Regions from separate parts of the Homo sapiens genome. Here regions 2, 3 and 4 are each linked to region 1. Evidence: chromatin loops called from intact Hi-C (ENCODE). Cell type or tissue: Caco-2. All regions are shown on one strand.

Region 1 (8,000 bases):
ATAATCCACCCCTTGTTTAGCATAGCATCAAGGAATAACAATAAAAATGGGCAACCAGCAGCCCTCAGGGCTGCTCTGTCTAAGAAGTAGTCATTCTTTTATCCTTTACTTTCCTAATAAACTTGCTTTCACTTTACTCTACAGATTCATCCTGAATTCTTTCTTGTGTGAGATTCAAGAACCCTCTCTTGGTGTCTGGATTGGGACCCCTTTCCTATAACATATAGTCCCAACTACTCAGGAGACTCAGGCAGGAGGATAACTTGAGCCCAGGAGTTTGAGACTGCAGTAAGCTCTGAAAGCACCATTGCACTCCAGCCTGGGTCATGGAGCAAGACCCATCTCAAAACAAAAACAAAAACAAACACACACACACACACACACACACACACACAACAAAACAGAAACCCCAAAATTAGATTTGTTGGCTCCCTTGCTTAAAATCCTTCACCAGTTCCCTACTGCAGATGGGATAGAGTTCAGGTTTGTCTGTATAGCCTACCATCCTTCAAGATCTGATGACAACCTTTCCGTTGTCATCTCCTGTTGGCCCCCACCTCACCCTAGGCTCTACTCATGCTGGTTTCCTGGGCATTTATCAATGCTGTTGTTTCACATTGCTCTGCATGTTACCTTCTATTTCCTTTTCTTCAATCACCTTGGTTCCTTTTTTTGCCTGATGAACTTCTTTTTTTTCTTTGAGACGCTCGGCTCACTGCAACTTCTGCCTCCTGTGTTCAAGTGATTCTCCTGCCTCAGCCTCCCGAGTAGCTGGGATTACAGGCACCCACCACCACCCCTGGCTAATTTTTGTATTTTTAGTAGAGACTGGGTTTCACCATGTTAGTCAGGCTGGTCTTGAACTCCTGACCTCAAATTATCTGTCTGTCTCAGCCTCCCAAAATGCTGAGATTACAGGCGTGAGCCACCGTGCCCAGCTGCTTGATGAACTTCTATCCCATATCTGAAGCCACCATCAATTGCTTCTCTTTTGAGAGCCTTCTCCAGGCTCTTTATGCAGAAACAGCCACTCTGGTGCATTTTTGGGTCACCACTATTCCTTCATCAGAATCCTTGATTTTTACCTGGGTATACAAAAGTGTGAGAAATAATACATATTTGTTGTTTTGGCAGTGGATCATTATGTATCAAATTGATACAATCTGGCATATAGTGGTGCTTAAGAAATGTTCAGTGAATAAGCAAGTTGTTCATCCCTGAGGGTACTTTATTTTCCTGGACAAGATGATAAGATTTGGTGATTAACTGGCCTAACTTAGGAGTTGCCTAATGGAGGAGAGACCTATCGGGGGAATGCCAAAGATAAATTCTTTTCTCTTTGCCATCCTAGAACTCTCAGTGGGCAGATGGCAGTGGGCTGCATGCTCTTGTTCCTTCAGCACAAGTATTTTGGATGCCCTGAACTCCAGCCTCACAGAACCGGGACCAGATGTCACCAGGCTGGTGTCTTATTTCCTGTAGCCAGCTAAGCATCTGAGACTTTTAAATGACCAAATAAGCATCTTGCCTTGCCATTTTTCAAAAAAGCAAAAATACAAACCTAAATTTTTTCTCAAAACTCTGGGTTTTTGAGGATTTTAGGTTAGTGAAACTATTCTATATGATTCTATAATGATGGCTACATGTCATTATGCATTTGTTCAAACCCATAGAATGTATGATACCAAGAGTGAGCTCTGATGTAAACTGTTGACTTTGGCTGATAATAATGTGTCATTGTAGGCTCATCAATGATAACAAGTGCATCACTCTGGTGGGAGTAGGGGATATTGATAGGGGAGGCTATGCATGTGTGGGGACAAGGGATATATAAGAAATCTCTATAACTTTCAATCAGTTTTGCTGTGAACCTAAAACTGCTCTAAAAAAATCAAGTCTAGGCCAGATGTGGTGGCTCATGCCTGTAATCCCTGCACTTTGAGATACCAAGACGGATTACCTGAGTTCAGGAGTTCAAGACCAGCCTGGTCAACATGGTGAAACCCTGTCTATACTAAAAATACAAAAATTAGCTGGGTGCAAAAATTAGGTGGTGCATACCTGTAGTCCCGGCTACTTGGGAGGCTGAGGCAGGAGAATCGCTTGAACCTGGGAAGTGGAGGTTTCAGTGAGCTGGGATCACGCCACTGCACTCCAGCCTGGGTGACAGAGCGACTCTGTCTCAAAAAAAAAAAAAAAGAAAAGCCTATTAAAAAAATATTTGTGCATAGGATGCAGGAAGAGGAAGGTTGGCCAGGTACAGGACGTTTTGTGTATATGTTCCTTCCCCTTTTTTCCTAAGGTAAATCATACCCCCAATCTCTACCATCCTTCTTTCTCTTGCATTCCCCAGCCTCTCCCACTTCACTGGCTCCTGCCTCCTTACCTGTGATCAAACATAAGTTTGTCTCAACCTAAAGAATCTTCCTTGATTCTGCACCCATCACTCAGGCTATGTCCACCAAGTGGCCTCTCGTGACGGCCTCCGACTCTCATTCCTGTTCTGGCTGTTGCAATCTGACTTCCATCCCAAATATTCCATTTCTCCTGCCAAGGTCAAATCTGACCTAGTTGCCGAATTGGATGGAAAGTTCAGCCCTTGTCTAATTTACCTCTCTGCTGCCATTGAAACTCTGTGAGTTCTCTCTGAGGCCCCACCTCCTCTTGGCTGCTGTGACACTGCTCTGTCCTGGTCCTCTTCCTACCTCTCTGACAGTGTGCTTTCACATTGCTTTTTTTTTTTTCTACCTACATATTGATGTGAAAGTCTTACCCATCCCTTGAAACCCAGTCCAATTTCTACTTCTACAAAATCGAACCTCATTTCTAGAATTACTGATCATAACTTCATTTTTCTAAGACTCAGTTTCTTCATCTGCAAAATCAAGATCATTAGAGAACCTACTTCATAGGACTTTTGTGAGGATTCAATGTAAGGAATTGAGCATAGTGCCTGCCATTTACGGAGCTCTTAGTATACGTTGGCCATTATGAATATTATTTCTAAGTGGAATAAATGCCTTTATTACAGTACTTATGAATGGATATTTCTCTCTGGATTGAGGGATCCTGAGGGTGATTGGGGAATTGAAGAGGGGAGTCGGTTTCCTCATCTTTTTGTTTTATTTATTTTTTATTTTCTGAGACAGTGTCTCACTCTGTCGCCCAGGCTGGAGTGCAGTGCCATGATTACGGCTCACTGAAACCTCAACTTCCAGGGCTTAGATGAGCCTCCCACTTCAGCCTCCTGAGTAGCTGGGACTGCAGGAGCATGCCACCACACCTGGCTAATTTTTGTATTTTTTGGAGAGACAGAGGTCTCACTATATTGTCCAGGCCAGTCTTGAACTCCTGGGCTCAAAAAATCCACCCACCTCAGCCTCTCAAAGTGCTAGGATTATAGGCGTCAGCTGCGGCGCCTCTTTTGATTTCTTTCCAGTCACTCAAATTTCCTGTAGTTTGTATTGCTCTGACTCATAATAATGAATTCTGTATCATTCAGTACAATCCAGCTCAGTTCAACAAAGCCACATTAAGCTGTCTATTGAATATCAGACCTTGCACTAGGCTTTGAGATGCACAAATGAATGAAGATCAATCCTTGCTCTCCAGGAGTTCTAAGTTGGGCTAAGATCGCTTGGGTACAAACTGTCTAACTTTCACACCAAGTTGGAGATTTAGGCATGATAACTACAACAGGGTTGGTCTGGTGATTTGGGGTTGGATTGAGGGTTAATTCAATGTGTGGCTATAATTACACAATTGGGTGTGATGATGCCTGCGTCTCCCAGGTGATTGCGTTTACTCACACCAGTGAGACTGTTCAGGTGTGTTTTGTGTCCTAACAGCTTCTGCTTCTTTGAGGCTGATTTTCTTGGCCAGACTTCCACAGCCACTAGGTTCACTCTTCTAGGGAGTCTGCAGAACTTGTTCCCAGATGTCTCTTTCCTAAGGAGGGGAAGGGAATTTGGACTGGGTGACCTCTAAAGTCCCTCTGACCTTGACACTCTTTGATGTTAGAAAAGCAGCCCAGAGGCTGGGCGCGGTGGCTCACGTCTGTAATTCCAGCACATTGGGAGGCTTGGGCAGGTGGATCACGAGGTCAGGAGTTCGAGACCAGCCTGGCCAACATGGTGAAACCCCATCTCTACTAATAATACAAACATTAGCCGGGTGTGGTGGTGCATGCCTGTAATTCCAGCTACTTGGGAGGCTGAGGCAGGAGAATCGCTTGAACCTGGGAGGCAGAGGTTGCAGTGAGCCGAGATTGTGCCATTGAACTCCAACCTGGGCAACAAGAGCGAAACTCCATCTCAAAATGAAAAAAAAAAAAAAAAAGAAAAGCAGCCCAGAGCCAGAGGTCAGAGTTCGGCGGCAGCATTGATGCTGGCCTGTTTGGCTTGTCAGTGTTAATCAGTAAACGGGTTGCTAAGACAATATTTGAGAAACAGATTCTAGTGGATTAAGGTGGAGGTGGGGTAGAAGACAGTGTTCTTTGAAGACAACAGTAGTCAGAGGGAAACATAAAATAAGTCCAGTTTAGGCTCCACCCTCTCCGGGAAGCCTTTCTGCTCTCTTGGACCTAGGTGTCTATATTCTAGGTATATATATTCCAGATATAATATATTCTGGATTTAGACCATGATGGACCTCTGACCATAGGGCTTTGCTCTTTGTTTTTTTAAAATGAAGTGTGTTTTGCAATCACCAAAGAGATTTTGATCTACTCAAGATAGTGACTTTGTCTTATGCATTTTTTTGGAAATGCCCCTTTTCCCATAGCACCTAGTTCCAGCTAGAGGCAGAGTATGTGTTTCATGAGAATTCGACTGATAGCCTGACAGTTTCCAAGGTTTGCAGCTTAAGCCTTCTGTGGTGGGCAGCAGAGGCTCGAGGCTTCCTCTCCTCACTGCAAGTCCCTGAGAAGGATCTCGAGATGGTGCTTTTCCTGAAACCCCCCTGCACCCAATCCACTGCTACTTGAGCTGAGTTCTTTCATAGTTGGTTCCCAGGAACAATCAACCAAGTATGAAAGATGGGGTGACAGACTTTTCTTGGAATGCAGGTGGGGGCTGGCTTCCCATTCTCCCTGGGGAAGTAAACACTTTCCGTATATCCTTCACCCTGACTTCCATCTGTGGTTCAGGTCCCACAGATCTCTTAAAGTCCAAGAGGGCTGTGGAGGTGATGGGTGCAAAGCTTTTCAAAATTTCATGCAAATTTTGTGATGTATACTTTTTCTAGAGAATAGGTCTATTCCTTTAAATACCTTTATGTTCCCCCAAATGTGAAGAACTACTACGTTATCCACATTTCTGCTACACAGGCTTCTGGGGAATTATTTGTGTGGGAACAAACACAGATCCTACATGAGAAATAGGGGATGAGCAGGCCATGTGGCTTGGGGCCTCAAGCTTGAGGGTGGGGCTCCAGTGTTGCTGTTTTTAGTGGCAAACTTGTTCATGACTAGTAGTCAAGGTTCAACAGTAATATTGCTTTTAAATAAAATTCCTCAACTCGCCTCCCACATTAGCCAAATCTGAGGGTAGGAAGACCACCTCAAGATCGAGGGTCCTCAAAACTGGAAAGCCGGGGCTTCACAGAGGCTCTTTGGAGAGCTTGGGCATGGCCTGGTTCCAGCAGAGAATCTGGAGCAAGTATCTAGGAGTGGTTTTCTTTTTTCAGTAAGCATGGAAAGGAAAAAGTTGGGAGAGACTTTGCCTGAAATGAAAGCCCCTCGTACAATATTGCGCCCCCCAAAATCAAACAGTGACTTTCTGCTCCTGTGGCCAGAAGAATCTTCAAGTTTCAGAGAAAGCATCATGGCATATATATATAAATTTGAGACGGAGTATTGCTCTGTTGCCCTGGCTGGAGGGCAGTGGAGCGATCTCAACTCACTGCAACCTCCGCCTCCCAGGTTCAAGTGATTCTCCTGCCTCAGACTCCTGAGTAGCTGGGATGACAGGTGCCTGCCACCATGCCCGGCTAATTTTTGTATTTTTAGTACAGATGGGGTTTTACCATGTTGGTTAGGCTGGCCTCAAACTCCTGACCTCAAGTGATCTGCCCGCCTTGGCCTCCCAAAGTGCTGGGATTATAGGCGTGGGCCACTGTGCCCAGCCCGGATCCATATTTTTGTACAACGAGAGATTCACTTTTAGCTCTCACTTTAAGCAGGAAGTGGTTCTTTCTGACTAAAAAGGGGTTTAGCTGCCACACCTTCCATTTGCTGGACAATACAGTAAGACAGAGAGAGAGTGGTTACTGGGAGTACAAGCGATAACACTGTGCTGTCATTCCTGGGGTTAGCAAGCCACAAAGACTAAGGACTACTTGTGGTTGGAAACAAGGGCCCGGAAGCCGGCGGTGCACACTGAGAGGCATCGTCTGAACAACTGGGGAAACACAAATGAGGCTCCACATCTTGATCAATCCTGTTTATCACAAGGGAAGAAATTATGACTGGTTTTGTGCTAAAGAGAAATTAAAACTGAGATCAAAAGCAGTTATACACACTTTATGTTTATTTAAAATGCACACATACATGGTACCCATGCAAAGTAAACTGTGCATAATTCTCATGGAGAGCGTTTTTTTTTTGTTGTTCTAACAGTATCTTTTGTTGTCCTCACAGGGTTGTGAGTTAAGGAACTCTTAGGTAATGTCGTATTGAGGTACCTGATTTGGTAGACACGCCAAGATGTTGAAAGTCAGTATCAGGGCTCAGAGCATGAAAATCCGGGGATCCCCTTTGTAGAACTCTGCCTTAAGAAGGCTATTTCTATCTGGGTTTACTTCTGTTACACATAGTTTTAGGATTGTGGCTACCATGTTGAGTGTTTCTGTGACCACCAAAGTTCTATTTCTCTCTGTTACTAACTCTTTGAGTTTTAGTGCCTTTGTTTAGAGAGATTAGGGGAAAAACAGATTTTTTTTTTTGTATAATTGTTGAGTAGTGTAATTTTCAAATAATAATAATAATAAGCATTTCCTATAACTTAGGCACTATTTTAGTTGCTTCACATGTATTAAATCAGTGACATTTCACAATCACATCATGAAATAGGTGCCGTGTTTATCCCCATTTTACAGATGAAGAAGCTGAGGTGCTGAGAGATTGGAAACTAGCCTGAGGGGAATAGCTAGTAAGCAGCAAGGCCAGGACGCAAACACTGGCAATCTGGTCCCTTACTGATGCCATGCTTCTCTTCAGAGCGCCCAGCCTTTCAGCAAGATTCTCCAAAAAGGTTGTAATGATAAGGCTGGTCTTAGCAGTCTCTGGGCACGGGGCTTGCTCCTGTCACTGCTGGGCAAGGGTGGGTTGCTTGCTGTCTGTGGGCTCTCTCTTGCCTCTGATGAAGAAGGGGAGGAGGTTGGTGACACAGTGTCTTAAGTCGAGCATATGCATGCCTCTGTTTAACTCCTAAGGCATCTGTGTTGGGCACATAATGACAGAGAATTAATATTCAATGATCTCTTGACTGATTTTCCGCTTGTATAATATATGTTCCCAGGCAAGAAAATTTTCGTGGTATCAAAGCAAAGTGGAAATCAGAAAATGTGAAGGTAGTCTAAATGTCTTGCAAGCAGAAGTTTGGTAGGACCAGACATACGATTTAGTTAATGGTCTATTACTTTCCACTGAAAAGCTTGTTTTATATTAAAAATGGATCATTTCATTTGAAGTACAGTTGGTCCTCTGTATTCATGGGTTCTGCAGCCAACGATTCAACCAACATGGATGGAAAATATTTGAAAAAAAAAAAATTGCCTCTGTACTGAATAGGTACAGATGTTTTTTTTTTCCTTGTCATCATTCCCTAACCAACGTAGTATAACAATGATTAACATAGTATTTACATTTTATTGGGTATCATAAGTAATTTAGAGATGATTTAAAGTATACTGGGAGGATGTGCAAGGGTTCTATGCAAATACTATAGCATTTTATGCCAAAGACTTGAACATTTGTGAGTTTTGGTATCTGTGGGGAGTCC
Region 2 (8,000 bases), 160 kb after region 1:
AATTAATTATTTTAATGCTCCATCTTAGATATTGAAACTGTAATATGAAGTTATTTGCCTAAAGACAGGGTGACTAAGGGGCAGTACTTACTACCTCCTTTCTTTACTCTTTCAACACTGTTGATTCTTATATTTTACTTAGAAATAACTTGATCCACTGTGTATGCCAGGAAACAAAGTGAAGTCTTATTTGAAAACCATCTCAGGGAATTTGCTGCAGGTAGAAGAGAGAGAAAAGCGGTCTTCTCTGAGCCAAGCTCGTTGCCAGCTTAGGCAGGCAGTACTTCCCACAGCCTGGCTACTTTGATGGCTTAAAACAGGCATGCTGTAATTTAACTAGCATTAGGGAGTGACAGTAAAAAGAAACCATTTTGAGGTGTGGGCTTCTTGAGGTGACATGGAGATATATAACGTTTTTTTTTTTTCTTTTAATGGTGTTTTAGTTTGGGCAATAATACAAGTTGAGCAATTTTGCATTCTGAATAAAAGGAGAAGCAAACACTATAATGTTAACTGAGGACACAGAGCTACCAGTGCCAGTGACAATGGCAGATGAGAACCACCAGCTGAAGGGATGCCAGCTTAGGGCTCCAGGGGACCCAGACCCCAGTGGGAAGCACCCTCTGGCTGGGCTGGTTGTTCTCTGCTCCTTCCCTGACTGTATGCTCTGTGCTCTGAAGCCTGGGCCTTGAGGACTGCATCTCCTGGGCCCCCTATCTTCTGGTTAGGTTTGGCCAGTGGAAGATACCAGCAAGAGCCTGGCAGGCAGGAGTGCAGACAGCTTGGGTTATTTCTTCTGTAGTTGCTCCCTGCTCTGGTGATGTGTCTACAGAAGTTGCTGTCTCCTCTTCAAAGACAGCTTCACCAGGCTGCCCCTCCTCCAGGACTCCAGTGCAAAATGGACTCGGGTATCACAATTTCTCCTGTATATCCCTTCAGCCCCAGTGGTTGTAATGACTGCAGCTATTGCTAGTCCAAAGGTTCCTCCCATCCCTTTCTTCATCTACCTCTTGCCACACCCCACTAAGCCATCCCTTCATTGTCACCTCTCCATTCACTCCATCTGAGGTTGACATCTTTTTTTTTTTTGCCAGGACCTTGTGTGCTTCTCAAATGGAATGTGCATAGGAGTTGCATGGGGATCTGATTAGATGGAGGTTCTGATTCAGTAGGTTTGGGGTGGGGCCCAAGACACTGAATTTCCAAGAAGCACCCAGGTGATGCTGAGGCTACTGGTCTATGGACCTTACTTACTTTTCCTACTCACTGTATGGTCAGAATTGCTGGTAAATATGGCCCAAGAAATGTAAAAGTTGAGTCTCATTATAAAGCACTGTAAGTAAAAATGTAGGCTTCTTCTTATCCTGAAAGTCAGGAATGGTTTTTTGTAAAAACAACAAAAAGCAGAAGACATTCTGCTGTTCAAGTTTGGCTCTCCACTCTCACCCTCCCCCGTGTGTGTGTGTGTGTGTGTGTGTGTGTGTGTATTATAAACATAGGCAATTGAGGGATTTCCGGGTTCACTAATGGCTGAATGATTGTGGGTCATTTCAGAAAATCTGAGCCTGAACACAGGGACAGGAAGGGTGGTATGGAGATATAGAGCTTGTTTTTTTCTTTTTTTTTTTCTTTTAGACCAGGGGCAGATTAAGGCCCATAGGCCAAATCCAGCATGTCATCTGTAGTTGTAAATAAAGCTTTATTGGAACACAGGAATGATCATTTGCTTTAAGTATTATCTATGGCTGCTTTTGCCCTAAGTCGGCAGAGTTGAGTTGTTACAAGAAAGACTATGTGGCCATAAAGCTTAAAATGTTGACGACCTGGCTTTTTACAGAAGAAGATTACTGATCCCTGGCTTAGGCTATTGTGTAAAGTTTCTCAAGAATTAAGATCTTTGAGCAAAAAGGAGTCTTAGGAATCATCTTGTCTCATTTCACAGATGAGGAAATGGATACTCACATTCTCCCCGCTAGCTTTAATCTGTATTTTTAAAAGACACAAGGAAAAAATTGGAGGGAATTTGGAGGAAAAAAACCCCAAGAATTAGATGTCCTTTGAGAAAAACCAAACTCTAATGATAGAAGTTAGGAAACTAAAGATGTGACAATAATTACTTCCAAGTTATTAGAGAAGCAAGCTGAACTGTTATTCTCCATTTCCACATAGGAAAGGTTTTTCCAACTTTAAATGGGTCAGATGTTGGAATTATATTTCCAAGGGAGTCCAGGGCCTGGATATCTTTAAAACAGATATGAACAGCTGCTCAAAATGACTTAGGCTAAGATTGATGATATTTCCCAGGCAGCACCCTAACTTGCCATTCATTCCTTCACTACCAAACAGTAAGAAGAAGTGAGGGGGCCCAAGTCAGGAGTCGGGCAATTAGGCACGTGCTCACACACACACAGAGGACTCTGTTCTCTACACCCCTGGCCATGTTAAAAATCATCTCGAGGCTAATGAGACGTCAAACATTTGTGTAAGCATTCATCACCTGGGATGAAGGATGCCTCTGAGCTTAGTAATTCTGAGAATAGAATGATGGTATTAATACCTTAGGCCCTTTAAAAATAACTTTAGTAATAATTTGTAACCCTTGTAGATACAGAGAAGAAAGTGTGCAAAATTTTGATTTGTCATAGTACATGTCATGGGCTGAGGCAGTCATTGCTAATGAAAGCCAGCTACAAAATTATTGGACTTTTTTTTGTGTAAAATCTTGCTTTGGGATGCTTTAAGCTCTTGGGAGACTCAGCTCTCTAGAGACTAAATAGAGAATGCACAGTTCTCTTGTTTTAATTGTGATCTCTGAAGATGAAAGAACTATATATTAATTTCTGTATTTCCAATCTTTAGTGCAGCCTTGAACACTGTAGGTAGAGAATAAATGTTTATTTTTTTTATTGGGGTGGGGATAGGGTGTATAGCAGGTATGCATTATATTATAGTATTCAGTCTTTCAGAAAAACAAGAAATGCAATCATGGTGAGCTACCAAGTATGGATAATTAAGACAATTACATTGGCTCTGAGAAAATGTGCTTCTTGGTCTCAGGCGCTCCTGCCCTTCCCTGGGCATATCAAGGTCAGCCTGGTTTAGATCTGCTGACAGGTAGCAATTGCCTAAGCAGTACATTTCTGTTAATTCACACTGAGATCTTGACAATAATGCTTGGAATTTATATTGAGTCTTTCATCTTTGAAGTTCAATGTTCTAACTCTAATCTTTATGACTTCCTTGTGAGGTAGGAACTAGCCAGTTGCTTTTATTGTATTTTTACAGGTGGAGGTGGGGAATGTGACGGACATATAGGTTCAAGGACCTGCTTAAGGGCTCTGAATGAGTCAGGGCCAGGGTGGGAATGGAGCTGGACATTTTGTAGCCCAAATAAGGAATAAAATATTTATTTTTTTCTCCCAGGGAAAAGTTGGGTAAGTGCAGTATGCCTTTAAAAAAAATCCTTAGGAGAGATACATTTGCAATGAATCTTATGTAGCTTGTTTCAAATATGTTTAGAGTCAGAGAGATGGAAATCAAAGAAACTGCAAAGTCTATATTTTCTAAAATTTCTTCTAAAGCACTCATAAGGTCTTTGGTTTAATTGCTGGATTTAATTTGAAGCTTAGAATATATTCATCATTCCTACTTTCCCATTCAGCCCAGCTTTTCTTCCCAGATTCCCAGCTGATCTTCTTTCTTTAAAGTAACTATTAAACTGTCTCTGTTTCAACTCGCAGGCTTATTATGTCTTGGTGATTATCACTCAAACCTAAGGCTTAGGCATATGCCTTTTCTCTGATCCTAATACAGTCCCTGAAGATCAACTCAGCAATGACAGTTGAAAAATGCAAGACTTTATAATTGAAATATGATGATTATTTGGAGGACAATATAGAGTTGCAATACTGTTTAAAAACTAGTCTCTGTAAACAACAATAAAACCTAACGTAATTATACAGAGAGATGGAATAATATATGTTAGGTGAACAAATAATATCAGCTTCCTTGATGCATCTTATTAGCATTTATCAAGTAGTTAATAGTCCCAAAACACTTGACAGATAATCCATAGAACATCCTTTGTAGACAATTAAATATTCTGATTGGAGCTTTGCAGAGGAGACACACCAAGTGGCTCCATGACTCGACCAGAAGGAAAGATGGGAAGCTGCGGTTGGACTGGGCATTGGAAGACAGGAAGGTGGGGTTGGACTGGGCATTCTATAAAACCCTGTCCCTTCAGAAAGATAACGTTGAGAGCACTGCTCCTCAAACTTTATTCTCTTTCACAGTTACAAATTGAAATCCAAGCAAGAAGAACAGCTATTTTAATTTTAACAAGTTTATATTTAATCAAAATAGAAATGTAGTTAATTTACATCAGAATTAATCCTTGCCTGCTGCCAGCCTTATTTGTGAAGACCAAGCAGATTGCCACTTACACTGGGTGATTTCAGAGGTACAGGAACTTCTCTGCTCCTTTCCCTCCAGGACTCTTATGATCCTTTGACATTTAAGTGTATTTGCTTGAGGTAAGACTTTGTACCAAAGGACATCTTGTTAGATGGCCTAGAGTAACAATAAGATCTTGGAAAAATGGGACCCATCTTGTTGCTGCCAGAAAACATTGTGCAGTAGACACAGTTTCCTTCTCTGATGGCCATTATGCCATGTTGTAGATGTTAGGTGTTGCAAAATGTATTTTAAGATAAAGGGAACCATTTCTGTCTTTGGCTAACTCATTCTATGGCGTTTCTTCCCCTCAAAAAACTTATTCAATGATATTTTACATTGATAACACAGAGAGATTAAAACAGATTTTGTAGAAACAAAGCATGTATTGAATCAAGATATAGGAAATATATTAAGGTTTTAGATTAGTAACAAGAGATTATTATTTTCTATATTGAAAAAAAAAACCTGAAAACTTAAGAGACTTTCTTGTCCTTCAGCTATTTCTACCCAAAGGTTCTTTAAGTTACTATACTTTAAAAAATGTCACCAAAAAATCTTATGTGATATAAAACAACCTTGGAGACAGAATTCTGTGAAAAGATCCTGACCTAATAAATACAAGATTTCTTAAATTAGTATTTTCTGCAGAGTTGCTTTTAAAAATTCAATTCCTGCAATATGAAGAAAAATATGTTCACTTTGATCATTTCTGACCATACAATGACAGGAATAATATTGGCTAATCCTCAAAGGTCACCCATTGTTCCAAGAGCTTTACATTTCTACCACAGTTAATCTTCATGATAATCTCATAAAGAAGGTGATGTTATTATCATCCTCATTTTGCAGACAAGAAAACTGAGACTCAGATTAAAAAGTATTGACAAAGCCATATGACTACCCATGGGGAAGTCAGGATTTGAACTTGGGTAATCTAGCACCAGAGCTGTTCATACCAATCACCTAAGCATAGGCCAAGAGGGAGGCCTTTGGTCCTGGGGTGAGGTATTAAAAGCGTATCACACAATAATGGAAAGTTTTAAGGAAGGCGTTCCTAGTGAGGAAAATCAAACAGAATTTGAGTATAAATCAAACAGGCTTTGAGTATAAAGTATTTACAATAAGAATAATGACTTATGGTCAGAGATAATGCTTTGACTTAAGTCTATTATGAGGCGTAAATGATTGGTTTGAGATTCTTTCATTAAAGCTGGCTTTGACAGCCAAAAGAAGAGAGAAGAGGGAACATTAGCAGAATGACGAAGGCGGTGTTGTCATGTTTTCCCTAGACCTGGGCACCTGATGCTCTGCTTTAAAACACGTAAGATCTGTCTAAGTCAGTGCTCCTACTTTTAACATACATGCACTATATTCAACTATGTTGAAGATGGTTTCAAATTCTTGCATCCTATACCTCTCTAATGTAATAATGATCATTGTATTTGAAATGAATTATTATCACTTATTAAGAGCTTATTTTAACCATCCTTTTGTAAAACTGCAGAGATAGACTATTGAAACGAAAAAACTACCCTGAAGTAGAAGCTGGGTAGAATTTGAAAGCGAGCCCAGTCGGCGTCTTACTGTTTAAGTCTTATCTCTTAGAGCCAGGGATGAAAGGCAGAAAGACCAGTCAGTCTCTTTCCTGTTTGTTTATTTCCTGGCCCTCTTGTCCCGTCTGCAGCTTTGCCCCCAGAGCTCCTCATCTGTATTTATTTTCCATCTGCTTCCTGCTCTCTAGACAGTCTGAGACAGTCTGCTCACCAGCCAGCAGTTCAGACAGAGAGGTATAAATATTGTAAAGTGCACAAAGGCCGTGCTAGGCAGAGAGGGACAACGAGCAGACGTAAAGATGCTGGTATTGCAGAGAGATTGTTTTAGGTGGGATTAAGCAGCAATGTTCTTTGGAGTTAGTCAAGACTGCTATCCATGCTGGAAGATGAGCTCATGCTTCATAGGGGGAAGGCTACTGGGGACATGTGTTAGCTTCATTTCAGAAGGAGTTTGTGATCAAGCCTATTGTTTTCCTCTCTTCTGCAGCTATTTCTTAAGGTCCTTTACAGTAGACCGTATTATCTGAGCCAGCTCTAAAGGGATTTTTGTTGTTGTTTTGTTTTGTTTTGGTCTTTCGTCATTTTGACCAGTGGTTTTAGACTTCTGGATATCACAGACTTAGTTAAAAAAAAAAAAAAGCTAAAAATATATATAAATAAAAGCAAATCTGTGTGTGTGTAAAGGGAGGGGGCAGATCGCTTTAGGGTTGCCAGTTTTCATTTGTGCCAAGAAAGGATATTGAAAAAAAGATGATCATCTCTTCTCATTGCTTGCTCTATGAAAGGACAATGTATCCCTAAAGAGTGGGAAGCAGCACCATCCTTCCCAAGAAAGTGCTCAGCAACTTCAAACCCATACATATGTTTAGAAAGATATATTTACAATTTTTAAATGTAGAAAAATCATAAAGTAAAATTTTAGTTTATCATGCCACCTTCTAGACACTTGTTTTATCGCAAGTTTATCAGCTTAAAGATTTCTGCTCTACAATATGAAGCAGAGCCCAAATGTCCAGCTTCTGGGAGTGACATTTTAAAATCACATTCAGTGCTATAAGTCCATTCTCCCATAATTATGTTGATGCAAATGAAAACATCATTTCTGGTGTTACTTCACTGCATTTGGAATATCCTGGGCAGAGCGATACTTGCAGGTGCCCGAGCCTATGAAATAATTTGGAACTACCTTCACATTGGTAATACTTAGACTCCACATTTGTTAAGTGGGGTGGCGGGGGGTGCTGGTGGTAGTCACTGAATAGAGGAAGGGCAGAGAAGGAAAACTGGTAGAACTCAGTTTTGCTTTGACTGATGTGAGCAATTAAATGTTGCCCCCAGCCCTGAAAACCCTACTCTACAAATCCAAAATCCTTTAGTTAGCAGAATCTGTTCTCCTATGAAGACAACAGAGAGACATATGTTGTTATTTGAACATGCTCTCAGAGGGCTGTGCAGTCCCACCCATGAGGGAAAATACAGTTTTCTTGGTTATTTTGTTTTTAGTGATTTTAAGAGCTCCTGTGGTATCATATGTTGACACCAAGGAAAGGTGTTTTATTGACCCACTCTTTACCAGGGCCCACATTCTGTGTGAGCCAAGAGAAGTGGACAAACAGCGGCTTCCCCTACCCCCTACTTCCTCTGCCCCCTCCCTGGGTTGGGGGGAGCAGGAAGCAATAGACAGCATGTCTGGGCGGTGGGGAGAGGTGAAGGGATCAGGGAGGTCTGTAAGAGACAGGGTCACACAGTGTGGCCTACAGCAGAGCAGAAAAGACTTGATCTGGGAGAAATTGATCTGAGAGGGAGGTTGCAGCTCCCATCTGCTTTGGCCTTAAACCAGGATTGGGGAATGACTGATTTAGATACAATTTAGTTGCTATGGGTTGAATTGTATCCTCTTAAATATTATATACTGAAGTCCTAATGCTCAGTACTTCAGAATGTGGCCTTACTTGGGACTAGTCATTGCAGATGTAATTAGTCAAGTTG
Region 3 (8,000 bases), 80 kb after region 1:
AGTTTCTGGCCTTGGCATGCTGTGGAGTTAGTGCCTGGACATTTCTTTTCTTTAACTGTTTATTAAGGATGAAGAATCTAGCTTGGAGATATCTTAAATCCTACGAATTTTGTCAAAAATTCAGCTCCAACCACTTTTTGAGCATAAAGAGAAAATAATTGGTTTTAAAATACGTACATAAGTTTAAACGTTGGGATCCCTGCCGAGACCTGGGGAGGAATTACGGGAATGTCAGAACCTGGAGAATTCCCAGAAAGGCTGGGATGAGGCGCTCCTGGGGCCCTTGAGGAAAGGCTGATCTGGGTGGGAGCATGAACCCAGCTTGGTTTAGGGTTTTCCAGGAAGTGAAGGCCTGCAGTGCTGTCTTTGGCAGCCCAGATAAAGGGAAATTTCATTCATAACTAACTTCTACCTGAATTTGAGTACGCCATGGGAGAAAATTATGGCTTTGGGTTTTCTTGCCAAAGTGATTTGAATTCCATCCAGTTCTGTTACAATGAAAACTGCCCTCCATGATTGGCTAGATGGTATATTTAACATTCTCATTACTTGCAGGATCAGGAGCTGCCAATTTGAGTCCTATCACTGTGATGTTGTAACTACTGATGCTCCATTTTCCAGATAAAAAATAGAAAAATATTTTGAAAAATGTGTAGAGCTATCTATAAACAAGAAGCTGACCTAGGACACATAGCTTTTGACCCCTTAATGGATTATTTAATTTATTTATTTCACTACTGTCCTCTCTAGCCCATTTGACTGCTGCTAATTTGGACATGGAAGCCAGTGACTTTACCACTGACAGCCAGCAGGACAGGCTTCATGGGCATGTGACCTGTGTAGTAACCCATGGCCCCATCCTTGAAAGCAGCCCATATCTGGTTTAATGCTTTGCTGCGGGTGTCTTGAAATTCTTAATACTTTTTGAAAAAAGGGGCTTGCATTTTCATTTTGCAATGGGCCCCCAAAATTGTGTAGCTAGTTCTGATGGCCAGACTTACCCCTGTTCATTTGCCTGGCTAGGTGGCGATTCCTTTCTTCCTTCCCTCCCTCTTTGGTCCATATATGTCACTTTGACGCCCTTTTGTTGATGTAGATGACTGTTTTACTTCTCACAGCCTCTATCTGCTATCTGGGAGGTTTGGCCAACTTGGGAAGGGTGAGGGCTGTGAGTGCACAATCCAGATTTGAGTGGGTGGCAGAACGCTCTGATACTCAGGAACACATTGCATCTCTACAGGGAACCTGTTGTGTGTCTTGGAGTGAAGACTAGAAGTGACTGTGTCGTCCACAGCTATGAAGACCTGTACATCCACTTAGGAAGGTGTCAGAGTTGTGGGGATGGCAGTGGTCAGGGGCATTATTTTGAAAGTAAAAGTAAATAGAACGGGATGTTGAGGTTGATGAAGCCCCAGAACTGCAGTGAGTAAAGATCCATCTTGATTAAGTTGCACATGCAGACAGGGGACATGAAGCCAGGCCTTTTTATTTGTTCATATTGGCATACCCTTACTTTTTAGTGAGGCCCTTGTTGTTCCTTCATGCCGACATGTAAGTAAAATTGCTCTGGGTCTCAAGATATAACTGTCTGTCATGGCTTCTTTAGAAAGGATTTTTGAGTAAAACGTCAGGGCCAGTTTGGATTTCACAGTGCCAGGAATCAAATTCCTGGTCAGTGTGTGAAGATTGAGGACTTTGGTCCCATAGTCACACACAAGTGCAAATGAACATGTAAGCACAACTGGATATCATAGAAATCTGGATCACAGAAAGATGGACAATCGGGACTAAGCTAGGACTGTGCACTCCAGAGGGGTGACTGGAGCTAAATCCAGTCTTCATCTGGGGGATGTGTCTGCCCGGAGGTATTGCCTCTTAAACATCCATGCTAATGGGCCAGGTGTAGTGCCTCATGCCTGTAATCCCAGCACTTTGGGAGGCTGAGGCAGGCAGATCACTGGAGGTCAGGAGTTTAAGACCGACCTGGCCAACATGGTTGAAACCCCGTCTCTACCAAAAATTACAAAAATTAGCCAGGCGTGGCTGGGCGCGGTGGCTCACGCCTGTAATCCCAGCACTTTGGGAGGTCGAGATGGGCAGATCACGAGGTCAGGATTTCGAAACCATCCTGGCTAACGCGGTGAAATCCCGTCTCTACTAAATATACAAAAAATTAGCCGGGCGTGGTAGCGGGCGCCTGTAGTCCCAGCTACTTGGGAGGCTGAGGCAGAAGAATGGCGTGAACCCGGGAGGCGGAGCTTGCAGTGAACCGAGATCGCGCCACTGCACTCCAGCCTGGGCGGCAGAGCAAGACTCCGTCTCAGTAAAATAAAATAAAATAAAATAAAATAATAAAATAAAATAAAATAAAATAAAATAAAATAATAAAATAAAATAAAATAAAATAAAATATAAAGTAAAATAAAAATAAATAAAAATTAGCCAGGCGTGGTGGTGTGCACTTGTAATCCCAGCTACTCACGAGGCTGAGGCGGGAGATTTGCTTGAACCCTAGGGGATGGAAGTTACATTGAGATGGCACCGCTGCACTCCAGCCTGGGTGGCAGAGTGAGACCCTGTTTAAAAAAAAAAAAAAAAAAAAAATTAACACAAAGGCTGACAGCCCTCAGAGAGATTCTTCATCTCGAATTCTACCATAAGAATTAATTATTTTTTTTTCTGATTTTAAAGGCAAAAATTGAACTTGGTATAAAAGCTTGAAAATAAGTGAAAAAGAACAATAAAAAGTACTCATAATCTCATAACCCAGAGATGATCATTGTCTTCTTTTTTTAAAGGATTTTGTAAAGGAGTAAGTCCTCTGGGGCATTAAGGGATGATTTTATATACAAATTTTATGTCACATTAGCCTGTAAAAATTCCCCTCTTGTGTATGTGAATAGTCTTGAGAGATAAGTGTCTTGTAAAAATGATTTTGTGTTTCTGCAAACTTGTTACTGGAGACCATGGAATTTCCTTTTTCTTTTCTTCACTGTGGTGGAAAAAGATGTTCGTTAGATTTGGTCTACTTAAAACTGAGAACTTACAAGTAAAAATCCACTCTCCTTTTTTTTTTTTAGGAGGGAAATGATTATGCAGGTGTTCAAATGAGGTTTTAACTGCATATGCAGAGACTCTTAAGCCAGTGGCCTTCCTGTGTTTGTCAAACTAAACTTTGGATTGTGATTGTGCCGAGTTTCCTGTGCTGCTCTTATTAATAGATCCTGTGGATAAGGATCTCACAGACCTATCTTTGAGTGGCCAGTGTATTCGTGTTAGGGGGGAGAAGTGATTTTCATATGGTATGTTTTTTCCTTCTTTAGTTAAAAAATCATTAAAGCCTTTTGTGTTCATATGACTTGAAAGGCAAGGGGACCTATAGTTAACTTGAGAGTTAAATTATAACTTCTACCTTCTGTGTAAAGATAAAGACTCCTTTTTTAAAAAAATCAATGACCAAGTTGGTTGGGTGAGGGGTGTTTTCTCATACCGTCTGCTCTTTCTACTTTCACCTGCTATCCCCTTCAGCCTTTAAAGAAAAACACTTGATGTGTGAATGTGGATGAAAATGACTATTTGGTTTTTGTTTTGTTTTGGAGTTCTAACATTTATTCAATTTAATTCAGCCACCATTTCTGCATGGATAGACACCTACCTGGTGAGCTGGAGGTGCGGGGAGGATGGAATCACAGGCAGAAGGCCCACAGTGCCTGACCTAGAGGGGTGTTGCCGCTCCAGCTGGGTAAATGGAATCTTATTCCAAGATATAAAGGATACAGTTGTTTACAATTTCCTTAACCGAGGAGCATTTGACAGGGATGATAATATTAGGGTAACTGACTTCACCTGCAGTTTTTTCTAAGGGCTAAAACTGAGCCAGAGGCCTCTGTTAATGGAACTGGATCTATTGTGAAATTACATCAGGTTTGTTGGGGCAGCAAACATGAGGTCCTCTTTGTCATTTTGGGGGTTTGAAGCCATACCAAGGGCCTTGGTCAGGATGGGCCCCAGGAACATCTAGGTTGATTCTTTCCCCACTCCTTTCACCTAAATTTCCTTAGAACTGTGCAGAGTGTGTATAGGCCTATGATTGACACCTCTGGGATGAGATGGGTCTCTAGTCCTAGCCCGTGGGTGCAGGTAGAGAGATCATAGTGACTAGCTGGGGCCAAATCTTCTACTGGGCTCCTTGAAACTGCCACAAAGGATAGGTCAGAAGTTCCTGACCATCGTTTTAAGTTCTGGTTGGTTTGACCCTTTTGGCTTTTTTGTCCATCTGATGAATGATCACCAAATTGTCACAGAACAGAAGCTAGACCTTCTTTGGAAGTATTATTTTGTTTTGCTTAACATGCCTTTGGAGTGATAGCTTTCCATTTCTGGCAGCAGAAGTGAAACACAGATTAGATAGCTTGTGCCCATTTAGATAATATGTTGTTTTGTTTTGGAGTTCTAACATTTATTCAATTTAATTCAGCCATCATTTCTGCACGGATAGACACCTACCTGGTGAGGTGGAGGTGTGGGGAGGATGGAATCACAGGCAAAAGGCCCACAGTGCCTGACCTAGTGGGGTGTTGCCACTCCAGCTGGGTAAATGGAATCTTATTCCAAGACATAAAGGATACAGTTGTTTACAATTTCCTTAACCGAGGAGCATTTGACAGGGATGATAATATTAGGGTAACTGACTTCACTTGCAGTTTTTTCTAAGGGCTAAAACTGAACCAGAGGCCTCTGTTAATGTAAGGTTCATAGGGAGTTGGTACCTAAGCCTTTTCATTTAGAGACCTCCATCCTTAGCCTCTGAACTTACAAGCCTTCTCTTAGCTCATAGGTCTTTCTTAATGTAATCGATGTGTTTCAGAAATGCTGCCTGAGATAATTTATTTTTGTACAAAGCAATTATATTTTTATAGGCAACAGAGATGCTTTTTCTTTAAAAGAATCAAGTTGTGCACTATTTTCTAAAAAGAGCTGTGAATCTCCATTTTATCCTCTACATCAAGTCTTTTAAAGTAGGAAATATATATTCATTAACAAGTAGGCTAACAATTATGCATTAAAAATGATAACAACGTATCTGATAATTATGTGTCTTTTGAAAAACAAACCTGAAGACTTCTTCTGAATGGCACATTCTCATCTTGGAAGAGGATATTCTTTGAATAGTGTTTTGTTGTCGTTGCCCTCTGCTCTTCTGACAGACGGTTTTGCCGTGATTGGTGGTATTTTCCTATCATGTTCCATTTTCAAATGTTAATCATTAGTCATTCTTCATGACCTCTCCATGCAGCCGCCAGAATATAATTATTAAGGGCTGCCTACTTGCACAATGATGGGGAGGGGATCTGAGGGTTACAAATGGCCCAGGGTCATGTCCCAGGTCAAAAAAAGATGAAACGTTAGTCTAGTGATCAGCCCCTGGGTCCTGGGAAAGATAGACCTCTAAGAGCAGTGGAAACTGAGAAGGAAGAGTGTCTGCATGCACTCAGGGCTCTCAGAGCCCCCTTTGATTTGTTGCCCATTCCACACTAAACTCTGTTTAGTAATAAACAGAGTTCAATGGCCAGAGTCTAGACAAACAAATCACGGCCTGGAAAACCCTGTGTTTTGATGACATGTTATGTCTTTACAGCGTGTGGAGGATGGAGCCAGCTTTGAAATTCTAATGCATGGTCTTTGTGAGCTTGCAGCAAATCAGAGAGGCTGAGTCAGGGAGACAGACAATCAGGCCCTGCTCTGGCCAAATTAGAAGGCATTCCCCACTTTGTGGCTTGTGATTTTCCTGCTCTGTCTTCCTCCAGGCATTAGGAAGCTGTCGTGAACTTTAGTGAAATGTGAGAGGTTTAAATATTAATATTTCTGAAGCCCTCAGGGTAGACTCAACACCTGCTTCCCCTGCACAGCTGCCCTAAACAGTTTTCACTGGAGAGACTATTTTTCTCTTTAAACAAAATATTTTATCAAAGTTGGTTTTTAATTGAGCCAGGGCGCCTTCATGTTCACTGGCTAGATTTATCTCTGCCATTTGGAGGGGAAGAGAAATCTCAGAGCTTCCTCATTTACTTGCTCTTTCCTCCCTCGCTCCATCAATGGAAGTAGAGCATCAAACAGGGATACCTTGGCAAGCTCAGTGTTAGCAGCACAAAAGACAAACACTAAAATCTCATTTCTGTTGGGACAGAAACAGAAAAAAATGCTAAGGAAGGGCTGAGCCTGCTGAGTTCCCTGTAAAATAATCCCTGGAGTGAAAACAGCAGCTTGTTCTTCTTCTTTTTTTTTTTTTTTTTCGAACATGTGCCTCTTATACAGTCCAGGATGATCAACTGTGTATACAATAAAGAATGCTTAGAAAATGTGACTGGTAGTATTTTTCTGTTAATGTATTTGAGCTATTTTCATTTTAAAATAATTCATTTCCAGCATGTATGGAGGGAGGTTCTTTTACAATTATTCAAATACATTTTTCCTTGCAGGCATTGAATTGTTTACTCAATGTTAATGGTTCCTTACAAATATTTACTGAATCTCTCTGTAAACTCTCGTCTAAATTAGACCAGAAGGTTCAAAACTCTAACTCCCTTTTGCTATCCAGCCTTTTAAGGTAATCTTTCTGCTGGTATCTGTACAATTAACTGAGAGCATTTTAATAACAGGGAATAATAATTGCTGTTTGCTTATCATCAAGAGGAATTTCCCCCTTGTGAATTTACTTTTAGGAAGACTAGATTGTTATGTAGCACGCGGTGATGCTGATAAGGACTTTAATTACTGTGTGAGAGATTTTGGTGGACGGGGAACAGGAATTTGCAGTGTTTTTGCTCATATTTTATGGAGAATTGAGAATCCTAAATTTCTGTAATTGCTGAAAATGTGGGAACTGCTAGAGTAAAAGGTGTTTATATAGATAGCCATAAATCTACAAAATTGTTTATGTGTGCAACAAAGTGTGCAGATATGAACAAAGGATCAGGTGATAAAAACCCAAAGCTTATGTTTTTTGCTACTCTTTTCAGAGAAAAGACTTTGTCATGGACATAAATTAATTCCTCTATAGATTTTTCTTTTGTAATAGTGTATTTTAATAGAATGTCATTTCCTTATATATTTTTGTTAAGAAACAAAACATAGCCAGGTCTATATATTAATTTAAATTTTAATTGCAACATGAAAGAACAATACCTGATTCTACTCTAACATTTACACCAGAGGTGACAATGTTCGTGTTTTCAATAACTTAATGCCTTTGTTAATTAAGTTTCAGGGATCAAGAACTGTATTAAATAAGCTCAATTAATATATATGCATAAATGTGTGATGAAATAGAAACATATTAAAACTATTTCTACATTACTGCATATATTCGTCAGTTTAAACTCTGAAATTCAAGGGATTCTTTGTCATCTTTTATGTGGGAAAGTAGATGCAAGTCATGTAGCTGCAGAATGTCAAAGGTAGGAGGTTTAAGAGTTCACTAGCCTGATCATATTAATTCATTCATTTCTACATTTATTCAACAAATGAAGGCCCACTATGTGCTCAGTTCTGGCATCACCATGGTGAGCAAAGTAGACCAGTTCCCTCTCTCCAGAGATGGATGTTGGGAAAAAGTGACATGATCAGATCTGCATTTTGAAAAGCTCAGCCTCATTTTCTTTGAAGTTTTATAGATAATTATATAATTCAGGTAAACTACTGGAATAGAACCTTTTAATTCTAGGAAAATTTAAAGAGTGACATGTATTCAGTGATGAACTATAAGTTTCTGAGAAGCTTTCTAATATTACAGTGGTTTGTATTATTGTTGTGTTGCTGAAGTTAGAAAAGAATGATACTATAGATAATTCCCCCTGACCCACATTCTTTTTCTAGACCTATTTATTATTACATATAAATTCCATACATTTATTGAACATATAAATTCCAAAATTTTTGATGGCTTAATTAATAGTTAAATAATGCATCAGAATTCACAAACAGTTGAACTTAATCTTTAC
Region 4 (8,000 bases), 66 kb after region 1:
ATGGGAGCTTCGTCTGTCCCAGGGCTGTGGTCATCATTCACCACCGGGAATCTATAATGACTGTGAGCCATTCCCTTTTTCTCTCCTGACCCTGACCCCAACTTCTTGGGACTTCCCCTTAGGAACAAAGCAAGAAGTGCTCAGATGAAGGCGCTGTGCTATGATGAGCAAGGCCACAGAACACTGTGACTTGGCAGAGCCGGCACGGTCAGTCAGGGAGAGTGTCACTGAAGAAAGTAAATCCATCAGCTCCCCTTATTACTATGTAAATGAATTTATCGTGACTGGGGGGCGGGGCAAGGACAGGGAGGCCTCCTGGAGTCCCAAGGGCTTCAGCCCTTCTGATTTGCTGGGAGAGCTGCAAACAGGAAGACAGCCCAGGACCACACCTATGTTTGAGAGCAGCTCCAGGGGCAGCTCTGCAGGGAGTGTGGCATGCCCTGGGGGTGTCGTCATCATTGCCATCTTAGCACTAAGTGTTTCACTGGACTCAGTCTTTCCAGCAGTGTCCTGAGAAGAGTGTCCTAAGTATGGGGTGGGACAGGGTGGGCACTGGAGAAGAGGAAGGGTTTTTTTTTTTTTTTTTTTGAGATGGAGTCTCATTCTGTTGCCCAGGCTGGAGTACAATGCCATGATCTCGGCTCACTGCAACCTCCGCCTCCCGGGTTCAAACAATTCTCCTGTCTCAGCCTCCTCAGTAGCTGGGATTACAGGTGCATACCACCACGCCCGACAAATTTTGGTATTTTTAGTAGAGATGGGGTTTCACCATATTGGTCAGGCTGGTCTCAAACTCTTGACCTCAGGTGATCCACCCACCTCGGCCTCTCAAAGTGTTGGGATTACAGGCATGAGCCACTGCGCCCAGCTAGGAAGGGGTGATTTTGGAACAGAAGTAGCATGGAGGGTAGAAAAACCATGAGGCAATGGTAGAAAAACCATGAGGGTAGAAAAACCTGGGGAGGGGAGATGCTGTTGGCAGGAGCTGATGCGGAGGCAGAGACAGATGGACATCCTGCTAAGATGGCAGTTTCTACATTGAAGTAATCAATGCCTGTGATTAGGCCTGAAGGAGTGCTTTCCGGGAGTGCTGGAGCTGTTCGTGTCCCTGGAGCTCGGGGCCCTGGCAGGGGTTTGCTCACGGTGGCTGCTCTTGCGCTCTCACATTTCTGTCTTCCTGCCCTGGCTCATGGATCTCCACGTGCCCACACCACCCCCCTCCCAACCCAGTTCTGATCATAGTTTTAGCTTGTAAGTTTGCTCAGAGACAGTTTAATTTCATTTCTTCTTACAGGCAAGGAACCTGAGGTCCAGAGATGTGAAGAGAGGTGGCTGATGTCACACAGCAGGGCAGGACTGGAACCCACGTCTATGACCACTGATTCAGTGCCAAAGGGAGAGAAGGGGGAAGGGGATTCAAATTTATTTAGAGCTTTTCTGTCCTCAGCAGAGAGAGCTCTAGTTACTTGTATATCAGCTATTTCATTCAATGTTACTCTGTGGGGTAGGTATTATCATCCCACTTTACACATGAGGGAGTTGAGATGTTGGAGAGGCAAATTAATTTGTGCTGACAAATTGTGAACCCTCATCAGATTCCAAGCCCCATCTTTGGGACCTTCACACTCATGTTCTTTCCTCTGTGCCTTGTAATACAAATGTCCAGCATTTCCATTACTCATGCAGCTGGTGAATCAAACCAACATTAAGCCTGTCCCTGGCTCTTCTCCCATCAAAACATGGCTGATCTATGCTCCATTCATTTTCCATCCTTGGGAGGTCATGAGTTTCAAACAAATTATTTGGCTTACACAGTACAGTACTGAAGTGAAATTTTGTCTTTTGTCCCTTCCAGGTATCCTAAGCAAGGGGTGTCTTCTGTCCCCAGGAGTTACTTGTCAATATTTTTGGCTGTACAATGATTGTGTGGTGGTACTGGCAATTAATATCCTGGGATTAAGGAGGCTGAACATCTTTTAATACTCTAGACAGTACTATACAATGAAAAAATATCCTAATCAGAATGTCAGTTGCACCCTGTCTGAAAAACATGGTACTTCTTTAAAATGAACGTGTCTTCCCAAAGACTGTGTTTCATTGCAGGAATTTGGGACAGAGGTAAGCCCTCTGGCTTTTGGTCTGGAGATCCTTGCTGCAGTAGGACATAGTAGATGACTGCATAGTGTTCAGAGAAGTCTGGCTCTGCTTAAATGCATCCTGTATAACGTTCCTACGTTCTCTAAGCTTCATTTCCCTATGTGTTAAATGGGGATAATTATAGCATCTGCCATACAAGGATTGTTGTATTGTTTTAATAAGTCACTATGTATGGAGGGCTTACAATAGTGCCTGGTATAATTAATCAATAGATGTTGGCTTCAATCCTATATATAATGTAATGCATTATACAGAATCATTAGGACTCCTTTGTAAAATGCTCAGTTATGTGTATTAACACTTTGAAATTCCAGGCCAGGCGTGGTGGCTCATGCCTGTAATCCCAGCACTTTGGGAGGCCGAGGAGTATAGCTCATTTGAGGTCAGGATTTTGAGACCAGCCTGGCCAACATGGTGAAACCCTGCCTCTACTAAAAACACAAAAAAATTAGCTGGGCATGGTGGCACATGCCTGTAATCCCAGCTACTCAGGAGGCTGAGGCAGGAGAATTGCTTGAACCTGGGAGACAGAGGTTGCAGTCAGCCGAGATTGTGTCACTGCACTCTAGCCTGGGCAACAGAGTGAGACTCTGTCTCAAAAAAAACAAAAACAAGAACAACAACAAAAAACACACACAAAAAAACAAAAAAGACTTTGAAATTCCTATTGTTTCTTTAAATTTGGAGTAAAAGAACCTCCCAAATTTTAGTATTCTTAAAATATCCACCAGCTATTGGAGAATAAGGGTTCTAGTAGAAGTTGAAGTGTTACAACTATATCAAATTTAAAAAAACCAGATACACCTATGAACATTTTCCCAGGCTTGAGTGATGCCTCTGGGAGTGAGTTGTCTCTTCTTATCTGGATCCTGGGATGGACACTGGTGTCCCTGGGGTAATCCATCTGCGCTCATGTCACATGCTATGGCTAGGAATAACCAGGAAATACTGGAGTGAGGATTCACACTGGCTCTTTTACATTTTCCCAAGGAGGAGGAGGAAAAGAAAGAGGAGGAGGAGGAGGATGGTTATAGTGGTTCTTACAAATCCCTCAGCTGGATGGCTGGATTTAGGGCTGGGCATTTGTGCTTTCAAGAGCCAGGTCATTCTAAAGGAATGTGAGAAGTGCATCTCTGAGGACAGAGATTAAACAGTGGGAAAATAGATAAGTGATCTGGGGGTCTGTCGACTAATTGCTAGCTAAAAGTTAACATTTCACTAGCTCCTGCTGAGAAGGTAATGGCCAGGCTTCACACATGGAGTTTTATTATGAGAAGAGAGAGTAGCAAGTGTGGGAAGATGAATTTATCATCCCTGCACACACACCACCTCAAAACACACCTGTTTTTTTCTTAAACAGCTCCTTGTTTAGCATTCTTACAAAAGGCATGATAATGTTGGAGGATCAATGTAACATACTGTAAGTGATAAGAAGTCCTAAATGTCCTAAATTTATTAAAGGCCTGTTGTGTCCTGGAAGCTGTACTAAAGCCTATGGAAGATGCAAAGAAGAACAAGGAGTGAGCCTTGGCCTCAAGAGATTTACAATATATTAAAACACCTAAGACACCAAATACGAGTGCTTTTCAGAGTGGTTCTTAGAATCACAGGTCTGTTACAAAAGGAGATTCTTAAGATCCAAAGCAGATGGGACCTAGGAATCTGCCTTTAAAACAAGCCCTCCAGGTAATTCTGATCTACCCTGTGGTTTGAGTAGCATTGGCCCAGAGCAAATGTAGGCTCTAAGCCTGGGGTATAAAGGCTTCAATTCTGTGTTATATAAGCAGTGTAGCCATATCTTGTAGGAGAGCATCAAGGCATATTTGAAAGAAGTGTGCAGCCTATAGGCCTCAAGATGAGAAATATGTGGCAGGTGTGTTTGCAAAGTGGGGGAATTAGCATTGGGAGGGAAAGAATAGCATGACCTTCGTGGTGACCAGTGGAATAAATAAATATAATCCCAATGTTTATGGAACGTCTTGTTGAGTTACTGATGTATTCATCATTAGGGTTTAAACCTAATGCTTTTTAGTGTGCTGTCAGATCAGGAGGGAAATCCAGAGGCTTGCTTCTCCACAAATATTTATCAATGGATGTTTTGGGAATTAAAACATGCCAGGAAATAGGGGCAAAGTACACAAGTGCCTGTCTTTGTGTGGGTAGGTTGTGTAGATTGGGATATTCACTGGATGGAATAGTTGGTGACCTGTATTTATTTGGGGTATTCCTGTTTGTGATGTTGAAGGCTAATTCCTAGGAGAAGAAACTGTGAAATTTGCAAAGAAGAATTTATAGAGGGCCAGTGAGCAGACAGAGGAATGATTGTGTTGGGAACAGGAGGCAGCTTGGGAAGCTCAGGAGTTGTTCTATTCCCTGGCTGTCTCCCCGGAGGACTTTCTGTGGCAGAATCCAGGGCATGTTGTCCAGCCTGGGATCAAGAGGCTAGGAAGGAGGTGTAGGAGTGTAAAGCCTAGAAGTGGACCTATGGCCGAGCAGAATGGTCCCTGCTTTCTGTGACTAAGGCAGCTCAGAGAGTGCTCAATTTAAGCCTGGAGTGGAAGTAGATGAACTTGCTGGAAAGGAGCATGATCCTCTGGTGGGGCTGCGGCAGAGTGGAAACGTGAGGACATGGAAGGAAACTGGTTCATGCTGAAAGCGCAAGTCCCGTTAACTGAATTGCAGAGAACAGTGTCTGTTAGCCTAACCTTGAACCCTGAGATGTTCCTCCACTGCTTTTATGTGACTAGCCATGGGAAAAAGGAGAAATAGAGTCGTAGGCTGGGAGAGTGATAGACTGGGGTGGAAATCTTTGGACAAATCCATTTCTTATTCTCTAGGTAGTAATGGGCCATGAGTTGAGGAGTCAATAGCAAGAACTCATAGGGGAAGACTTTGGTATGTGTTTGGGATTGTGCCTTTGGGAGTTTTTAAAATCCTGAGATGAGGGAACAGACTACTGTGAAGGCATGATGGATCCTGTGAACTGAACTTTTTACTCTGTCCTTGGGACAGTTATAAATTGAATGTTATCCTGGCTGGAAAACAAAGGACACTTAGTTTGCCCCTTTCCTGGCCCCTGATTGGGCACTTTGGCTCAAGGTAGACTGCACTATTTTTGTTTAGTAGCTTCTCCAGGCTGTTCTTTTTGTTACTGTAATAACTAGTTAAAGGTTGTGAAGCATGTTCTCCGACCTGTGTTATAACTCTTGATCCATCTGCAGGGCACTGGGTAACCTCATCCTCCTGGTCCTGGGTTTCTTTTTGGCCCCAAACAAGTGGTGAGGGGATGCTGGGCTCCATCACACCGGAGGTTCAATTTTGCATGGTGAGTAAACAAGCAGAGAAGGCTTAGAAGAGTCCCTTTTCCAGGAGTACCCCACAAGGCTGGTTTGAAGCAAGGCTGGAGCCCCAGAAAGCTGTTCTTTAGCTCCACAGTGGCAGCATGCCCTGTAGGAACCCCTCTGATCCTTTGTGACACTCTTGTTCACAGTCCTGTGAAACGGTGCTCTGTGGGAGACTCTAGTCTGCTAGGAGAGCTCCCTTATTCTCAGCACGGACAGAGGGAAACCATGAAGCAAGGGACCTAATTTATTTTTCAACAACACAACACACCAGTGCATACTCTTCCAAGTAAGTGAGTGTTAGCCCTTTCAAAGTAGCTCCAAAGTGGAGTGAAAATTCCCCCTTGTCCCTCTGTCATTTTCTCCGACTGTATTCAGTGAGGAAAAGTCTTTATGCTTGGAAGGTAAATTGATTCTCAAAGACCATCCACAGTCCTTAGGAGTCAGGTTCAGTAAAAAAAGTAGGCCTAATTGTAATATCCTAATATTATCTTCTTCATGTAAAATGGCTCTGAAAGCAATGACAACAATAATTCCAAAATGATTCCAAAAAATGGCAGCCCAGTTGAAATAATCCTTCAAGATGAATATTTTCATGATAATGTATAAGCCCCTTAGTAATGTGGCTAATCTATTTTTTAAACCTATTTCTCTCATATATATAATTCATATGCCTACTATTATTTGCCAACTAATACTAAATTTATAGTTCTCAGTGAGAATTGTTGTTTATCTAAAACAAACTGTTTCTGTATTTATAAGGTTCTTTACACAAATAAGGTGTTTAAAAAATTGGCTTTGAGCAAACAAAAATGCAGTATGATTTTACTAGAATGATTGCTTTGGTCAGCACAACTATGATGGACTAACAGCTTTTCTTCACTACATGTTGATAGAGTGAGAAGATTTAAAACAAGCATTATGTACATTAGCTGGGACACTTACTATTAGTGACAAATACTAGGAGAGAGGCTCTACTTGAACAGGCTCAAACTTAACTTAAAAATTATTTCTGCCTGTAATGGACCTTTTAGTTGTCTGAGCAATTGAGTGCTTTAAATAACCCCCATACATATCAAGGACATTCTAAATTTTTTTCCTTGGCATTTGGAAATTTCAAGTTAAGGATGCCTGCCCTTGCTCAAGTTACACACTCTTCAACTTGGGCAGTTGAGCAGAATTCAAAAGATAAGATGCGAATGAGTCTATCTATTCATGTCATCACACTTTGCTAAATTGCCAGGCTATTTGATGAAAGGATAGCTCAGTTCTCACTAAACTGCAAGTGGCTTTGGCAGATCTTTAGCTGGAATCCACTGAGGAGCTCTCATTTCTGAACACTGATTGGGAAACCAGTTGTATTTTAAAAGATTCTAACGATTTAGAAGCTCTGAGACCCCTTTAAATCTCTGTTTTGAGAGACCCATTGATTTATAGTAAAATATGAATGTAAGAGATGAACCTGTGGCATCATAACTAAGGGCGCTTGGCACTCTGGAAACTGGCTCAGAAGGTAATCAACATAGAGCTAGAGCCATAGTCTTAGTTTTTGCTGTAGTCAATCAAGCAAAGGGGAAATTTCTACTCAAAAACACATAAATAATTTTGATTTTTTCTGTATTACCTTGAAACTTCAAATGGGCTTATAAATAGGAAGAGAAAATATTGCCAGATGGGTTGTATTCAGTAGTTATTTTTAAATGAAATAAAAAATTATGGCTAAATCTATTGCCTAAAAATTGTGCTGTAAAATATGTAAATAGCCTGTATCATTAAAGCCTTTTCTTCGAGATACAAATAAATGGTTCAGAGTCCAAACTCTTCCTTAAGAGTTCAATTTACTTCTTCAAATTCCTTAAACTTGAGATAGGTTTTGCAGTTAAATACTCCTCATTTGCATGCTTAGTCAGAAGGGAGTATTATATATAGATTATATGGAATCTTAGCCTATTTACAAATAATGAATGTTACTGAAAATATTCTGTCATAGAGACACATGCGTGTGTATGTCCATCACAGCGCTATTCTCAATAGTAAAGACATGGAATCAACCTAAATGGCAATGATAGACCAGATAAAGAAAATGTGGTACAATAACACCATGAAGTACTATGCAACCACAAAAAAAAGAAGATCATGTCCTTTGAAGAAACATGGATGGAGCTGGAGGTTATTATCTTTAGCAAACTAATGCAGCAACAGGAAACCTAATACCACATGTTCTCACTTATAAGTGGGAGTTAAATGATGAGAACACATGGACACATAGAAGGGAACAACACACACTGGGGCCTATCAGAGGATGGAAGGTGGGAGGAGGGAGAGGATCAGGAAAAATAACTCATGGGTACTAGGCTTAATACCTGGGTGACGAAATATTTTGTACAACAACTCCCCATGATGCAAGTTTGCCTATATAACTAACCTGCACACATACCCCTGAATTTAAAATAAAAGTTAAAAAAGGACACATTATACAAACGATGTCAAAGGAAGTTTTGA

The links. A loop is a pair of places that touch in the nucleus more often than their neighbours do. Peaks named below come from ENCODE experiments on the same cell type or tissue, not always from the same donor. Only the 100,000 strongest peaks of a DNase experiment are listed, where the experiment ranks them.
Region 2: it touches region 1 in a loop (6-fold over the local background); 4 of 110 quality-filtered maps call a loop at or near these places.
Region 3: it touches region 1 in a loop (2.3-fold over the local background); 6 of 110 quality-filtered maps call a loop at or near these places.
Region 4: it touches region 1 in a loop (2.2-fold over the local background); 5 of 110 quality-filtered maps call a loop at or near these places.

The regions. Positions count from the first base shown.
Region 1 is chr5:74,577,636-74,585,635 of GRCh38, reverse strand. No RefSeq gene overlaps it. Among named protein-coding and RNA genes, the nearest start is that of LINC01331, 45 kb to the right of the region's middle. In Caco-2, no CTCF peak of the experiment used is centred here; DNase peaks (open chromatin) are centred at 4,035 and 4,395.
Region 2 is chr5:74,414,114-74,422,113 of GRCh38, reverse strand. The region is part of intron 2 of LINC01331 (long intergenic non-protein coding RNA 1331); the gene reads left to right. Among named protein-coding and RNA genes, the nearest start is that of LINC01333, 97 kb to the right of the region's middle. In Caco-2, no CTCF peak of the experiment used is centred here; DNase peaks (open chromatin) are centred at 3,113, 3,333 and 6,193.
Region 3 is chr5:74,497,993-74,505,992 of GRCh38, reverse strand. All of the region lies in intron 2 of LINC01331 (long intergenic non-protein coding RNA 1331), which reads left to right. Among named protein-coding and RNA genes, the nearest start is that of LINC01331, 35 kb to the left of the region's middle. In Caco-2, no CTCF peak of the experiment used is centred here; no DNase peak of the experiment used is centred here.
Region 4 is chr5:74,511,616-74,519,615 of GRCh38, reverse strand. All of the region lies in intron 2 of LINC01331 (long intergenic non-protein coding RNA 1331), which reads left to right. Among named protein-coding and RNA genes, the nearest start is that of LINC01331, 21 kb to the left of the region's middle. RefSeq lists an enhancer at 3,055-3,614. In Caco-2, no CTCF peak of the experiment used is centred here; a DNase peak (open chromatin) is centred at 3,215.